Regions from separate parts of the Mus musculus genome. Here region 2 is linked to region 1. Evidence: chromatin loops called from intact Hi-C (ENCODE). Cell type or tissue: left cerebral cortex. All regions are shown on one strand.

Region 1 (8,000 bases):
TATGGATGGAAAAGCAGAGTGAATGATCCTGTCTTTGTCAATAACACTGAACACTGCAAAGCTGGCCCCTGGGGAAAGTCCTTTGAGTAGAAATAATCAACACAAAGACCTATAATGGCTGAAACAATAATCCATAAACATCAATAAAGAAAAAAGAGCTGTTTGAGGAGTCTGCTTACCTCTCTGCTTCATTTTTTGAGGAAGGGTTTCTCTGTGTAGCTCTGTCTTAGAACTTGCTCTGTAGCCCAGGCTCAGGTATCTGCTTGCCCCTGCTTCTTGAATGCTAGGATTAAAGGGGTGCCACAGTGTTCTGCCTTACTTGTCTAATGAAATAGAGAAAACAGAAGTGTTGTGGCTGCAATGATGGCTCAGAGATTAAGAACACTGCTTGCTCTCTAGAGGACTTGGGTCTCCAGAACATACATGGTAGCTTACAGATGTCTGTAACTCCAGTTCCAGGGGATCTAATAATACCCTCTTTGGACACACACATGGTGCACATGCATATTCAGGCAAAAGCACTCATAGTCAAAAAAAAGAGAAAGAAAGAAAGGAAAGAGAGAGAGAGAGAGAAAGAGAGAGAGAGAGAGAGAGAGAGGAAGGAAGGAAGGAAGGAAGGAAGGAAGGAAGGAAGAAAGAAAGAAAGAAAGAAAGAAAGAAAGAAAGAAAGAAAGAAAAAGTTAAAAGTTAAAAACAGAAAGAAAGAAAATTTGATTCTGTTTTTCTTTTGGCACAGGGTCCATGTAGCCCAGGCTGGCCTTAGACTTGCTATGTAGTAGAAGCTGATCCTGAACTCTGCCCCATTTCTTTCCACCTCCCCATTGTGCTCCTGGCTCTTATTTTATATTTTCTTCTTTGAAATAATGCTTTTCTCTATATAGCCTGACAATGAATTCTCAAGTTTTCTGACATTACTTCCTGGGTTCTGATGTTACAGGCGCATGCCACAAAACCTGGCACTAGAGAAAAGAATCTATTTCACTAGCCTAAAAACACATGAAAAGCTTTCCTTACCATTGGAATAACGGAAAAGGGTCTATCTTGAAGAAAATTCAATTTAGAAAATTAGAGCGGTTGTTGCTCAGTAGAATTAGTATATATGAAGCCCTAAGTTTGATGTTCATCATGGCAAAAAACAAAACCAAAAATTAACCAACGAACCAACCAAATTATCCCCCTCCCCCACCCCCACCTCAGAGACTGGAGAGTCTGTTCTTTCTACCCATCTTCCTGAGGCAAGGTCTCTGTAGTTTCTGCTATGGTGTTTTGTACTCTAGGCTCCTGGGCCCAGGAGCTTCTGGGTGATTTCCCATCTCTGCCTCTCATCTTGATGTGTGAGGGCTGTGCTCACCTCCACATGGGCTTTTTACGTGGTAGGTTCTGGAAATTAAACTTGGGTGTCAGGCTTGCCTAGCTAGTACCTTTCACTGTTAAGCCATCTCTCCAGACCTGCCTGGCAGGGTGGGTGGGTGTGTTGACTTGGGGGGGCGGGGAGACAGGGTTCTGGAACTCACTCTGTAGACCAGGCTGGCCTTGAAACCAGAGACTTGCCTGCTTCTGCCTACCAAGTGCTAGGATTAAAGGCGTGCACCACCAACCACCTGGCTAAAAAATTTTTTTTTTTTTTTTTTTTTAGGTGCAAATACATCCTATTTATTCCACAAACAATGATTTGTGAGGTAGAGTGTTTCAGACCCTTTATCATAATCCTGATCCCTTATCTTCACGTACCGGGAACACAAGGACCTCTGACCTTCAGATTAGAAACCACCAAGATAAGAATTAAGATATGCCCGGCATGGTGGCGCACGCCTTTAATCCCAGCACTCGGGAGGCAGAGGCAGGCGGATTTCTGAGTTCGAGGCCAGCCTGGTCTACAGAGTGAGTTCCAGGACAGCCAGGGCTATACAGAGAAACCCTGTCTCGAAAAACCAAAAAAAAAAAAAAAAAAAAAAAAAAAGAATTAAGATATAAGGAAAATCACTTCGTCTAAAATGAGCTCTATGGAAGGTATACCTTTGGCTTTGGCCTTGAGAATGAGTAGGAAGAGGCAGCTGGGAACATGGCGCATGCCTGGAGAGCCAAGAAAGGCGGGTCAGGCTTTCAAGGCTTTCAGGTCCAGCGTTGGCTATCGAGCCAGTTCCAGTTAAACTTGGGCTATAGGAAACTTTGTCTGGAGCAGAGAGAGAAGGTCCCCGAAAAGAGATAATTTGGGAAGAGAGATTGAGAGCTCCTTGCTAACTTTATGTTCTTCCATAAATTGTAGTTGTGATGGCTAATCTTGTCAGTTTGATGGGATTTAGAATTACTGTGGAAAAACAGATCTCTACGCATGTCGGAGGGATTATCTAGATTAGGCTGACTGAGGTGGGAAGGCTTACCCTAAATATGGGCAGTGCACGGGATGGGGTTCTTAGATGGAATGAAAGAGAGAACAAGCATCTCCCTCTCACGTGACCTGCTCCTGGGGCCTTACTGCTTACACTGATGACGTAATAGTTCTGTGCTATGGCTCAGTGGGAGATTTTACTGTAGGTCTGAGGGAGAGTTCAGCTCGAGGCATCTGGAAGAATCCAGAGCAGAAAGAAGAGTGGTAGAATGAACATGGCCAACAGAATGGACTTGGCTATGAGGTGGGGCAGGGAAAGAAAGAGAAAGAGCTTACCAAGAAAGAGGGGCAAGAGAGAGGAGGCCAAGAGAGCCCAAATATTAGGGTTATAGGATAATGAGAAGCCGGGGGGGGGGGGGGAAGCCCATGAACTGAAGAAATTTAGGGTCATGTTAGAGCCAAGGAGTCTGTAACAGGTTCTTATGAAACTGAGGGATCACTAAGCGGTGCATGGAGGTCAGAATGCTCTTTGGTATGCTAATAGCCAGGCACCACAGGTCACTATTTGTCCTGAATTTCTTTTGGACCTGACACTTATCTTCCCTAAGATAAAACTGTAAATTACAGTAAACCCTTCCTTCCTTCCTTCCTTCCTTCCTTCCTTCCTTCCTTAAATTGCTCTTATCAAGTATTTTGTCTCAGCAACCAGAGAAGTAACTAATACAGTACACAACTACCATTATTTTAATAGTGGGATTTACAGAAAGGTAGACACACAGTCCTGAAACACTGTTTAGGTAAACAAGACCCAAGGAAAGTTTGTAGGTGGGAAATCAAGAGGTTGTTGTATTTGGAATATCTATAGCTGTATCTGTGTGTGTGCGTGCAAGCATGTGTGTGTGTGTGTGTGTGTGTGTGTGTGTGTGTATGCATATGAAATAACCTTTTATGTTTAAAAAACGGTGTGTGCTTCCTTAAACAATTCAGACAGTATAAAAGATAAGAGGAACCTGAAACCTAACAATTCTTTCTTTAAGATAATCACTGATAACATTTTGGAGAATCTCTTCACTGAAATCTTTACGCTTTTATATCCTCGAACTTCAAATAAATCGAACCTGTCTAATCTTGCTGTTTTTGCTATCAATTTGCCCCTCTGACAAGAAATTGTGAAAAGCCTTTCATGTCTAAAGATATTTACCATCATTTTAAATGGCTGCTTAGCATTACGTTGAATACATACATCACTATTTATTAAATCAGCCCTCTATTGATGAATATCTACATCCTTCTCAACTCATATTCAACAACCTCCTATAATAACCGTGGGCATTGTTTTCCAAAAATTTTTGATAATCTTTTTAGATTAAATACTTATAAGTAATGTAAATGTAAACAAATGTGCTTTTTACATGAGGATTTAAGTTGCAGACTTGTCCTCTGATTTTCAGGGATGCCAGGGAAGCTGATGCAGCATTAGTTCTGGCGAGACAGTGACAACGGAGATGGCGAGGAGAGTACAGAATTACAGGTGATGTAGCCAATCTAGGCCCAAGCTCAGTGGGTTGGAATAGTCCTTCCCCTTTTTCTCTCTTTCACTTCTTTTTTTCTTAACATGGAGGAAGGACTGAGAACTGCATGTCCCAGCATTTCGCAAGGACCACACTCCTGGGAACTGTAGTACCGGGTCTGAGAGGGGTCCGGAAGGAGAGAATGGGAAACTGTGTGCGGCATGCTGGGAGGTGTAGTCCCTTGGGCGGAAAAGAGTGCATGTGTAGGTTGTTTTGCTTCATGGAGATGAGGCTGCGGAAATATCCAACTTCCCTCCCAAGAGGCCTTTGAGTTTACAAAAGCCCGTGGGAGTCCATTGTCTGTGACCCAAGAGGGTGCGGTCCAGGACCGGAGCAGGGTTGGGAGAACCAGGCCGCGCAGGGCCGTGGCAGAGCATGCCGGGAGTTGTAGTTCAAGAGCTCGGAGGCTGTGGGACGTGTCGGGACAGCGCGCCGACTCCTCCTCCCCCGCCCTTCTCAGCGGTCCCCCGCCCCCTCCCTCCGCCTCCTCCTCTCTTGCCTGCAGCCGAGCGTCCCCTTCCCCCACTGTCGGGTTTCTCCGCGGCTACTGCAGAGGATTCAGATCTGAGTAGCTGAGGAGAAGGAGGAGGAGGCTCCCGTCCCTGCGCGCCATCCACCACCCTACTGGACACGGACGAGGGAACGAGAGCGTCGCCGCTGTAGCCTCCAGAGAAGACAAGGGCATCGCCGCTTCAGTTGCGGCCGCCGCGGTTTTCGTCTGCAGCAGCTCGCCGGTGAGGAGACCCCCCCTCCGCCCCCCGGCCCGCTCCCGTGGAGCCAGGGCTGGTGGCGCCGGGGAGAACGAGGGTGGGGGCTGTAGGGCCCCCGCGCCGGCTTGGGGGAGGGGACCGAGGTGGCGATGGAACGGCGGGCTGGTGGGGGAGACTTGTCCGTACGCGGGCTGGGAGTGGGGTGAGGGTGGGACAGCAGCAGGTCAGGGAGGGTAGCGGAGGGGGGTGAGGGGGTAGGACTTTACATGGAGGGATAACCAGACCAGGGATAGGAGCATGGGGTGTGTAGGGTATTGAGGTGGAATTTGGGATTGTCTTGGGGCGAGGTGGAAGGTGAGATTGGAGTGGGATGTCTTTTAATGGGGGATGGGACTGAATGAAGGTGATGATTTGGGGTTGGCCTGAAGCAGTTGACAGCTTGTGATCAGAGCGGGGTGGGGGCTAAGGAGATGATTTCAATGCCAGTGGGATATAAACGTTGGATGGGACTCTAGGGAGTGCTAATTTTGGAAGGTGGGACTTGGGGTGGACCTGGGGAAGGAAGATGGAGATGGTAGGAGCTGGGGGTGAGGGCTTTGGCATGGGTTGAGACCCCAGCTTGAAATGGGCTGTTGTCTTCTGGGGATGATGGAATTTGTGAATACTTACGGAAATAGGGCTTGGAGAGAACAGAAGAGGTAGGAATTGTTTGGGGTTTTCTTGAGGTAGGCTGCTGCTGGAGGTTTGAATTTGGACTGGTAGTGATGAGACCTCCAACTACAGGAGATGGATGGATGAGGTAAGCTGACAGGAGGGAGTGAATTGTAAGTTGGGCCCCAAATAGGAAGACAGGGATTGAAATTGGGGATGAGGGCTCAGTGGAAAAGGATTTAGGATGAGTTTAGAGTCTCTGGAAGGAACAAGGTGGCTCCCCTGAGCGGAAGTTGGAGGTAGAGGATATGTCAGACTACTCAGCTGGACTCAACTAAAATAATTCTGGCAGGTGTCGAGCAAGGTTAGTGGATGGTATCATAAAGAAAATGTCTCTCTGCCAGTTTTGCAGAAGAAATGTCTGTGATAAGCTGGTTACCTGTGGTGAGGTGGCAGCGGGGATGGAGTGGGTCAGTTTATTTAGGAAAGGAAGGATTAAGATGTCCTCCAAGACACACCAGAGGTTTAGGGGTTAGAACATTTACATCAGCTGCTTGGGTGAGAGACAGTAATAACAAGACCATTAGAAGGGTCTTCACAGGGGACAGAGAAGGTACATTAAAGATTCTCCTAGAGGATATCTCATGCTATCAATTTGACCTTTTTGTTTTACGTTGGAATTGTCTGGAAATAGCAGCCCCAAGGGTAAAGTTATGAGAGAGCCATTTAAGGTAGAATTAAGGGAGAGTGGGGAGTCTTGCAGTTCCTATGTCAAAAAGGGAAAGTTGGGGGCTCTCAAAGCAAAGGTGGGAGAAGGTGAAACTGTCTCTGCTTTCTCCTTTCCCCCTCCCCCTGGTAAACTGAAACTAGTCCCGGAATTTGGAATTTAAATAGACTTTGATGAACTTGAGGTTGTTAAGGGTGCATTCTTGCTTGAGAACTGATTAATGAGACTGAAAAATAGGAAGACTGAATTTATTTTCTAGGCAGGCAAGGTGCATGTATGCAGAAAGAGGTTAGCAAGCCCCACCTCCCCCCAATAAAATTGATTGCTTGAAGTCTCCATTTATTGGTGTCCTGGTTTGCAAGGCAATTAGGCCCATCATTGTATTGCAGGCTAATAATCCTGAGATGAGTCTTGGCACCATCACTTTATGTAAACAGAGAGAAGACAGGAAATATAGAAATGTAATAAATATTCATTCTTTGGTGAGATGGTTTGGTACTGATGGAATTTTTCATTCGATTCTCTTGACATGATAAGCTTTTAAATAATTGGGCTGTTTCTACAAATTGAATTTTCTTCTAGAGAAATTCAGGTGATCAGAATTCTGTCAGGTGTGAATAAAAAGTGTAACATGCAACCATATTTTGTTGTTAAGAGGATGCTGTTGATGTAGGCACACTGCATAAGAGAATAACTGCATCTGTTCATCAGAAATTTGATGTAAAGGTTGTCGATGAGTTTATTCTTGGGGTTGGAAGGCTCAGAGGAATGTAAGGAGGGTATGTCTTCAGGAAGACTGTTTTCAGGTTTAATTTCATTAACTCTAATATGTTAAACTTGACGTGGCTGTTGATTAGAGTGTAGTCTAGGGAAAAAAGAGGAGAAATGGAAAGGAGATAAAATTGATCTCAATGGGAATTAAAAATACTTTCTTTTTTCTGTTAACGTTTTAGTGTTCAGCTAGAAAGCAAAGCATTTTTCTTGGTATTTATAATCGAACACATAAAAATGCCCATTTAGAGGGTGGATTATCCATGGAATTAGAAATGTCTTTTTTTTGAATTAATTTTTTTTAATTAGGTATTTTCCTCATTTACATTTCCAATGCTATCCAAAAAGTCCCCCAATACCCCCCCCCCACTCCCCTACCCACCCACTCCCACTTTTTGGCCCTGGCGTTCCCCTGTACTGGGGCATATAAAGTTTGCAAGTCCAATGGGCCTCTCTTTCCAGTGATGGCCAACTAGGCCATCTTTTGATACATATGCAGCTAGAGTCAAGAGCTCTGGGGTACTGGTTAGTTCATAATGTTGTTCCACCTATAGGGTTGCAGATCTCTTTAGCTCCTTGGGTACTTTCTCTAGCTCCTCCATTGGGGGCCCTGTGATCCAGAAATGTCATTTTTAAAAAAGATTTATTTATTATATGTAAGTACACTGCCGCTGTCTTTAGACACACAAGAAGAGGGCATCAGGTCTCATTACAGATGGTTGTGAGCTACCATGTGGTTGCTGGGAATTGAACTCAGGACCTCTGAAAGAGCAGTCTGTGCTCTTAACCACTGAGCCATCTCTCTAGCCCTTAAAGGATGCTTTCTATATTTTAACCAGATCAAACCAAACCAAACCAAACCACCAACCCAACCCAAACCAAACCAAACCAAACCACCAAGCAAACAAAAAACCCAAACAAACTCAAGCTTGAGCAGTTGCCTATAATTCATTGAGTGTGTAATCTAACCAATGAGAGCATTTCCCCTCATAACTTTACTCTGGGGTCCAGACCTTGCTTTTGTGGATTTGCAGGCATGCTCTGGAGATGGGCTGGCTGTTCATGTTAAAGCCCTGGTTTTTGAACCTCAAAATAATAAAGAGAAATCACGTGGGAGAACTGTTTGTATGGATTTGTTTTTCCAACAGTAATGGTTCACCTGGGCAGTTGTGAAGCAGACACTGGTAACAAGTGGAGAACAGGTGGAAGGTTTGGTAGCCTGGGGAAAATGAGGAGCCCAA
Region 2 (8,000 bases), 94 kb after region 1:
TTGTTGGAATAAGTGTGGCCTTGTTGGAGGAAGTGTGTCACTGTAGGAGTGGGCTTTGAGACCCTCCTCCTTGCTGCCTGGAAGACAGTAGTCTTCTCCTGTTTCTTCAGAACAAGATGTAGAACTCTCAGCTCCTCCAGTGCCATGTCTGCCTGGACATTGCCATGCTTCCTGCCGTGATGATAATGAACTGAACCTCAGAACCTGTAAGCCAGCCCTTATTAAAATTTGTCCTTTATGAAAGTTGCCTTGGTCATGATGTTTCTTTACAGCAATGAAAACCCTAAGACAGAATTTTTCTTCACAAGGGGGCAAAGAGTAGTTAATGTAACTGTGTCTGCTATCAACTTGCTCTGTGGGTCCCAATCTCATTTAGAAAATAATTTCAAGACTTAAGAATGTATGAAGCCTTTACCTTACCATTATATAAATGAAAAGATGGAGAATTTAGTGATCTGTAGAAATGATCTGGGTTGGAGCTGGGCATTGTGCTGTATATTCACTGTCTCGCTACCACAAGTTAATAACTAACGTTTCATCTTCCTTTTCCCATATTCTGTCCTGGGTACTTCCCACTCTTATGCTGACTGAAACCAGTTACAGTGCCCTATGAATTTTCTGGTTTCAGACTGTAGCAAACAACATGTCCAAATGTTACAAATACTTTAGCTGAGTATGGTAGCACATACCTATAATCTCTATATTCTGGAGGTAGAGGCAGCAGGATTGAGAGTTCAAGGCCAGCCATAGCTATAAGTTTATGACTTCCTCCCCACCTCCAAAATAAAACTAAAAACAAAACAAAACCAAAAACAAAAAAACAAAAAACCAGCATCCAAAGAAAACAAAACAAAATCCACAATCTGACATTCCTAACTCCCCATTTCTCTCTTTCTTTTTTTCACTAACGAGGCAGCCAGGACTACATAGTGATCCTGCCTCAAACAAGCAAAAAAGGTGTATCAGTTTATCAGCTAGAAAACCTTGATAATATTAATAAAGCTGTCAGCCTACAGAGACAATAAATGATCTGATATGTCTAAAACATATGACTAAAAAATAGTCTTTTCAGCGGCCAGATCCCTGCTCAGTTCTCTGCCTGTCTGTCTTTCTGTGTCGGTCTGTCCCTCTTGATTTCCTGGAATTGTTTTTAAGAGTATCTGATAGCTATACTTGCTATACTTCATGTGTGTGTGTGATGAGGGTGTGCATCCATGTTGGTTGTCCTCCTTACCTGCTCACTACCTTATTTTCTGAGACAGGCTCTCTGATTTTTAGACAAACTCACTGATTTTCAGTCAGACTGGCTGGTCAGCAGATCCCAGGAGTCAGTCCTCCTGTCTCCACCGCCCCAGAGTGGGATAACAACATATAGTCATATTTGGATTTTTATGTGGGTTCCAAACTCAGGTACTTACGCTTGCAAAGAAAGCACTTTACCTTCAGCCATTTCCCCTGTCCGGTGCTCTGTTCTTTACATAGAACTTCCCCCAAGGTTTTCTCATTTAATTTGAAAACAGCTTTAGAGCGACAGCGCTTACTTTCCAAGAGAAACAACTGGGGGATCAGCTTCAAGGTCATACTATCTATATAGCAGGACCTAAACTAATCACAGATTTTTTTAAAAATTACAAAGTAAATGCTTTTACTGCTATGGAATATGTGGCTATTTTGGGTACCACAGTGATTAGCATCTCAGATGAGCCAGGAAATCAAATTCAAACCCCTGAAGTTGCTAACACTCTTTTGATGAAGCTGGTTTCCTCTGTTCAGAAAAGACCCCTCAGGTCACTTACCTTTTTCAACTTCACTGAAGAAGAAGCTGATGGAATGAACGGTTTGTACTGTAGTTATGGGTGCTTTCCTTATTGCTCAATCTAATGAACTGGTTTTAGACTTCATCTTAACTTGATGCTTCTATGCCAGTTGATACCCTTAATGCCTCCTTCCTTTTAAGTCTTTCCTCTTTTCTTTCTTTTTTTCGGGGGAAGAAGAGGTAGGATGTTTTCCTGTGTCTGAGGCTTCAAGGGATGACTTTGAATTTCATCCTGATTCTCTTGCCTCCACTTCCATGGAACTGGGATTGCAGGCATATGCTCTGACCTGTGCATTGCTGAGGTCAGACCCAGGACAAGCACTCTGCCTTGAGATATTTCCCTAACTCCTCCTCCTCCTCCCTCCCTCCCTCCCTCCCTCCCTCCCTCCCTCCCTCCCTCCCTCCCTCCCTCCCTCCCTCTTTTATTTTTTGAAAAAGCATAAAGCATCCCTTTTGAACACATTTTTTGTGGTGGGGCACACATCAGAGCATTCATGTGTGTCAGAGGACAGCTTGCAGGAACTGCCTTCCTCCTTCCCAGGATTGAACTCAGGTCTTCAGGCTTGGTGACAAGTCTTCAGGCATGGTGACAAGTGTCTTTACCCATTGAGCCATCTCACTTGCCTCTTCCTTCCTTCCTCCCTCCCTCCCTCTTTTATTTTTTGAAAAAGCATAAAGCATCCCTTTTGAACACATTTGTTGTGGTGGGGCACACATCAGAGCATTCATGTGTGTCAGAGGACAGCTTGCAGGAACTGCCTTCCTCCTTCCCAGGATTGAACTCAGGTCTTCAGGCTTGGTGACAAGTCTTCTTCAGGCATGGTGACAAGTGTCTTTACCCATTGAGCCATCTCACTTGCCTCTTCCTTCCTTCCTCCTCCTTAAAGCAAGCTTCCTTTGCTTTTCTTTAATCTGCTACGAAATTTCTGTTTACTTTTGTTTGTTTTTCTTCTACTTCTTCTGCTGTTTCTGAGTTGTAGTTTCCTTTCAGGGTTTTCTCTGTTCACCTATTGAAAGTTGGTGTTGCCTGAAGGCACAGTTGATATCTAAATACTGACCTATAGTGTGGTAGACACTTCCTTTGAGCTTCTGATTTATTTATCCTAGCTATCTTTCCAACATCTCCGTGACTGTCTCATACATTGCTCAACTTACTTTAAAATTGAGCACATTACCTTATTTTCCCTTAAAAGTTCTTTTATTCTAGCAGTCTTTGGTTTGTACCACCCTAACCTTCTCAGATCAGAAAATATTGACCTTGATAAGACGTTTCTCTCTTCTGCATGCAACCAGGAACAGGAGCAGAATTCAGGAAGAAGCAGTTAGCACCCTCTAGTGTTATAGTCTTCATGTAGACTTTAGCTCTGTAGGTGTGCCAGCGCCCATACTAGGACCTTTAGTCCTTAGCAGCTGCTAGTCTTGTATCTCTCAGCCTAGATTATGTGACCGTTGGCTCTGAGGAGTTGATAGCTCTCTGTAACTCTTCTGGTGATCAGAGTCTTCAATTTCTCTTATTATTTTATTTATTTTTTTAATTAAGACAGGGTCTCACAGTGTAGCTCTGGCTGGTATCAAACTCTGTATAGACCTAATTAGCCCATTTGTCTGGCTTTGGCTCTTGAAACCTGGGATTAATGGAATGTACCACCATGATGGCCTTTTTAGTCTTCTTTCTGCTCTCTCTTGTTTGTGTCCCCTCCCCCCATCTCTCCTTTCTTCCCCACTTCTTATGTGCGCACACTCACCACATTCTCTGTGTCACATATGAGCCAACACACACACACACACACACACACACACACACACACGCAATAAGGTTGGAGAGATGTCTCAGCAGTAAGTGCACTATCTGTGTTTACAGTGGACCTGGGTTCATACTTCAGCACCCATATGGCAACTCGTAACCACGTAGCTCTACTTCCAGGTGATCCTGCAGCTTCTTCAGGCCCCTGGGGCACCAGACTCCTAGGCAGTAAACATGCATACAGGCAGGCAAAATATTCATACACATAAATAAATAAACCTTTTTAAAATAAATAAAACAATAAAAAGCAATAACATTTGGATGTCACTATCATTAGTTTACATTAATCATTGCTGCGATTAGTTATTACAGTAATAACTACCATTAGTTATTATCATTAAGGTGACAAGGTATTTTATAAACATTGTCTTCATTTGCAATTTTTCAGGTAAGTGCTGTTATCATTTTTCATGTATTTATTTAGTTGCTTACTCATGTTTTTTAGTTTCAGCTAAGCAACATTTTCAGGTTCTTTCAGCTTATAAGAGTCACCATAAGTAAAAGGTTTAAGAAACCTGTAGAGGGTACTAGGTCCTTGTTCAAAGATAAGCAATAAAGAAACCAGGAATATTAGACACACAGGGTTGTCTCTTCAGTGGAAGAAATGGATACCTGTTTTCTGCCGAGAAAGCTGGGAGTGGATGCTGGTGCTCTGTGCTATCAGAGGAGCCCACTCCAGCCTCAATCCCCAGACTGTTAGGTTTATCCCAGACTCTTTCTCCCTAGGCCCTTATCTTGAGCATCACTTCTCAGTCAATAGAAGCCTTCCTTAGGAGAGATGTCACATCTTCTTTGTAGCTTGGTGACCTCTGTGATAACCCCAGATCCTCCCCAAGGCCCGTAAGCTACAGAGCCCATTCATAGGGAAGAGATGGAATGTACTTTACAGAATAGTTTTGAGGTAGTTATGCTTTTAGCTTTATTGTGATGATTGTTACCAGGAAACTTCTTTCCAAAACTTGCACTGTGCTTAAATATGGCTAAAATAAATTGCCGGTGTCAGACTCTAGAGCAGTGGTTCTCAGCTTTTCTAGTGCTGTGACCCTTCAATACAGTTCTTCATGTTGTGGTAAACCCCTACTATAAAATTATTTTTTGGTACTTCATAGTTGTAATTTTGCTACTGTTATGAATGGTAATATCTGATATGCAGGATGTCTGATATGTGACCCTTTTGGAGTCTCAACCATAGGATGAGAACTGCTGCTGTAGAAGTTTGATACAACACTGGCTACTGAGTTATGTTAAACCAATTGTCCTTGCCTCCTGCGGATTTTACTCTACCAATCCTGGTGTTTGCAGAGACCTCCCCCACAGAAAACTTTTTCCTTTGAGAATCAGTTTTCCTATGTAGCCTAAATCCTAAAATTATGGGCATGCGCCACCATGCCTAGCATAAGTATACTTAAAAGAAAAGTCATCATGGGAAAACATACACAGTGCAAGATTTCCCATTTTATTCATTTTGAGAGACAGTCAGTCTTCATGCTTCCATGTGTGTATATAGAGGCTAGAGGGCATCCTTAGGTTTCATATTTCAGGAGTTACAACCTTGTTTTTTTGAGGTAATCTCTCACCTACTTGGAACTTGCCAAGTAGGCCACTCTGGTTGGCCACCAACCCCCAAGAATCTGCCTGTCTAAAAATAAGTAAAAAGTAGAGGGCTTGTCTAGCCTGTACAAGGCCCTGGGTAGTCCCAGTCCCAGCACACATATCCCTGCAAGTCTAGAGGTGACATTAGTGCAGGTAGCATTGACTTATTAGATAGGCCAATGATTTCAAAATCAATACTCTCATGACTTTCAGCTTTTTCCTCTTGATCTGAGATAACTACAATAACTCTTGGCATTGTGTGTTTTGTGTAATTAAGTTTTGTGGGGTTTGTTGGTGGTGGTGGCTTGTTTGTTTGTTTGTTTGTTTGTTTGTTTTTTTAAAGAGTTGCAATTAAAGAGATGGTTCAGTGGTTAAGTGAATAGCTACTCTTCCAGAGGACCTAAGTTCAGTTCTCAGCACCCATCACCTACCTGGCAGCTCACAACTGTTTGTAGCTCCAATTCCAGGGGTTCAAATCTAGCCTTCACAGGCACCAGGCCACATGCAGCAAGCATACTTAACATACATGCAAACAAAACATCCATATACATTCAAAGAATAATAGTAAAAAAATTTTTTTTAAGGATATAGAGGGATATAAATGGCTCTCCCTGTCACTAATAAAACAAAGACTTAACAGAATTCCCCCAGGAGAATTTTTTTGTGTCATTGGTCAGAACTAAGTTACATGGCTTTCCTGGGCTTTAGAAGAGCCGAGAAAGGAGTATTTTAGCCTCAGAGCAAGGACAGACACAGCAAAATTAGTTGAGAGTGAGTGATGAATTACCCGGTCCACAGCAGCAACCACAATGCTTAGGCAGGTAAATTAGTTTCTGTCTCACTCTCTGATTTTGTCTTTAAGATGGGATCTTGTGCTATAGCTCGAGCTAGCCTTAAACTTGTGTAGCCCAAACTGTAAATTTGTTTTTCTAGCTATTTTTCTCATCTGTGCAACAAAAATAATGGTAGAACCTATCTCATGAGCATTGCAACAGGGAATTTAGGTCCTCTGCCCAGAACAGTAAGTGCTTTTAACTACTGAGCCATCTTACCAGCCCACAATTGATTTTTTCACTATAGTCTTAAATTCCATGAGCATTGCAACAGGGAATCTTTAACAAAAAGAAACAAACAAAAAAGAATCCCCAAAAGTACCTACTACACAGGCAGCAAGATCTCTGTAAATTTGAGGCCGACCTGGTCTACATAGTGAGCCCCAAGGCACCCAGGATGACAGAGAGACCCTGTCTCAAACAAACAAAAAAGTACCTACAACTTCGCAAAATATTTGCGTGTAATTTGAATACAGCCTTTAGAATTTTGAATATTCTTCCAGTTTTCTAGCCTGTCATACAGGACATGTGTTCCTGAGGTTTAAGGGAAAGGCTAGTCTGTGACCTAATGCCTGGTGAATGGTGTAGCGCCTGCTCTTCCAGTGGACTGTGATGCCTCCTTGGGGAAAGCCAGGGCTCTAAAAATCCAGTGGTTCACCTTCACTCACTAGCAAAGAGAAGAGAAGTGGAACTTAAATACGTAGAAGAGAAGATATAAAAATTGGAACTGGCATCAATGAAATAGAGCAGAAAATAGAAAATAGAATAGAGAGAAAATCTAGCAAAAAAAAAGTCTTTTAAAAAGGTTAGTAGACTTGGGGGCTGGCAAGGTGATGGCTCGTGGTTAAAAGAACTGGCTGCTCTTTCAGAGGACTGGATTCAATTCCTAGCACCCACATGGTGAATTACAACTGTCTGTAACTCCATTTCCGGGGATCTAGCACCCTCACACAGACATACATACAGACAAAACACCAGTGCACATAAAACAAAAATAAATCATTTTTTAAAAAAGATTAGGAAAATTGGTGCGGGGAGATATCTCAATGGTTAAGACTCTCCTGCAGAGGAGCTGAGGTCAGTCACCCACAACCATCTGTAACGCATTTCTAGGTAACCTGAGCTAACATCCTCGTCTGGGTTTCTCAGGCAGTGCATGCACATGGTGCAACACATACAGGCAAAATATTCATGCACATGAAATATTGTTTTAAAGAATCAGGTCATGGAGATATATACCTGTAATCCCAACGTTTGGAATCTGTGGCAGGGTGGTGGTGAGTTAAGGTTAGCTTTAGGTACATCATAAGATCCTGTCTCCAAAAAAATACAGGGGATATTACTGCCAGTCGTGTAGAAATAAAAAGACATATGAGAGTTTGCTATGAGACAATTGTATGTTGTCATCTGAGACACCTAAGTGAAATGGACAATTTCCTAGGAGAACAAACTATCAACACTGACTCATGACAAAATTAAAAACAAAATAACAAAACAGTTCCCCACACCACCCTGAAAAACTGAATAGACTTTTGACAAAGATAATTAGTTGTCAAGAAATGTCCTGGAAGGTAGTCGGGCGTGGTGGTGCACGCCTTTAATCCCAGCACTCGGGAGGCAGAGGCAGGTGGATTTCTGAGTTCGAGGTCAGCCTGGTCTACAAAGTTCCAGGACAGCCAGGCTACACAGAGAAACCCTGTCTCGAAAACCAAAAAAGAAAAAAAAAAAAAAAAAAGTAAGGAAAGAAATGTCCTGGAAGGTAAGCTGGAGACCAGATTGAGGTCTACCAAGTATTCAGACAAGAGCAAGAGTGCTCTGAGAACACAGCGAACTCTGCCAAAATGTAGGCCAGAAAAGGAACACTTGCTAATGCATTCTAAGGCCAGTATTGCCTTGATGCCCAAACCAGATAGGTATACTACAAGAGTGGGAAATAATATCCCACTGGACACAT

Evidence for each region. Peaks named below come from ENCODE experiments on the same cell type or tissue, not always from the same donor. Only the 100,000 strongest peaks of a DNase experiment are listed, where the experiment ranks them.
Region 2: a loop joins it to region 1, with 2.4 times the contacts of the local background. A loop is called at or near these places in 8 of 42 quality-filtered maps.

What each region holds. Positions count from the first base shown.
Region 1 is chr7:100,702,260-100,710,259 of GRCm38, forward strand. Fam168a (family with sequence similarity 168, member A) reads left to right here and starts at 4,376. Exons shown (of 9, transcript NM_001362169.1): 1 at 4,376-4,634. In left cerebral cortex, CTCF peaks have their summits at 3,946 and 4,519; DNase peaks (open chromatin) are centred at 4,059, 4,305, 5,055 and 5,473; H3K4me3 peaks cover 3,188 bases; H3K27ac peaks cover 2,353 bases.
Region 2 is chr7:100,795,860-100,803,859 of GRCm38, forward strand. The region is part of intron 2 of Fam168a (family with sequence similarity 168, member A); the gene reads left to right. Among named protein-coding and RNA genes, the nearest start is that of Relt, 64 kb to the right of the region's middle. In left cerebral cortex, a CTCF peak has its summit at 3,157 (motif pointing left); a DNase peak (open chromatin) is centred at 3,163.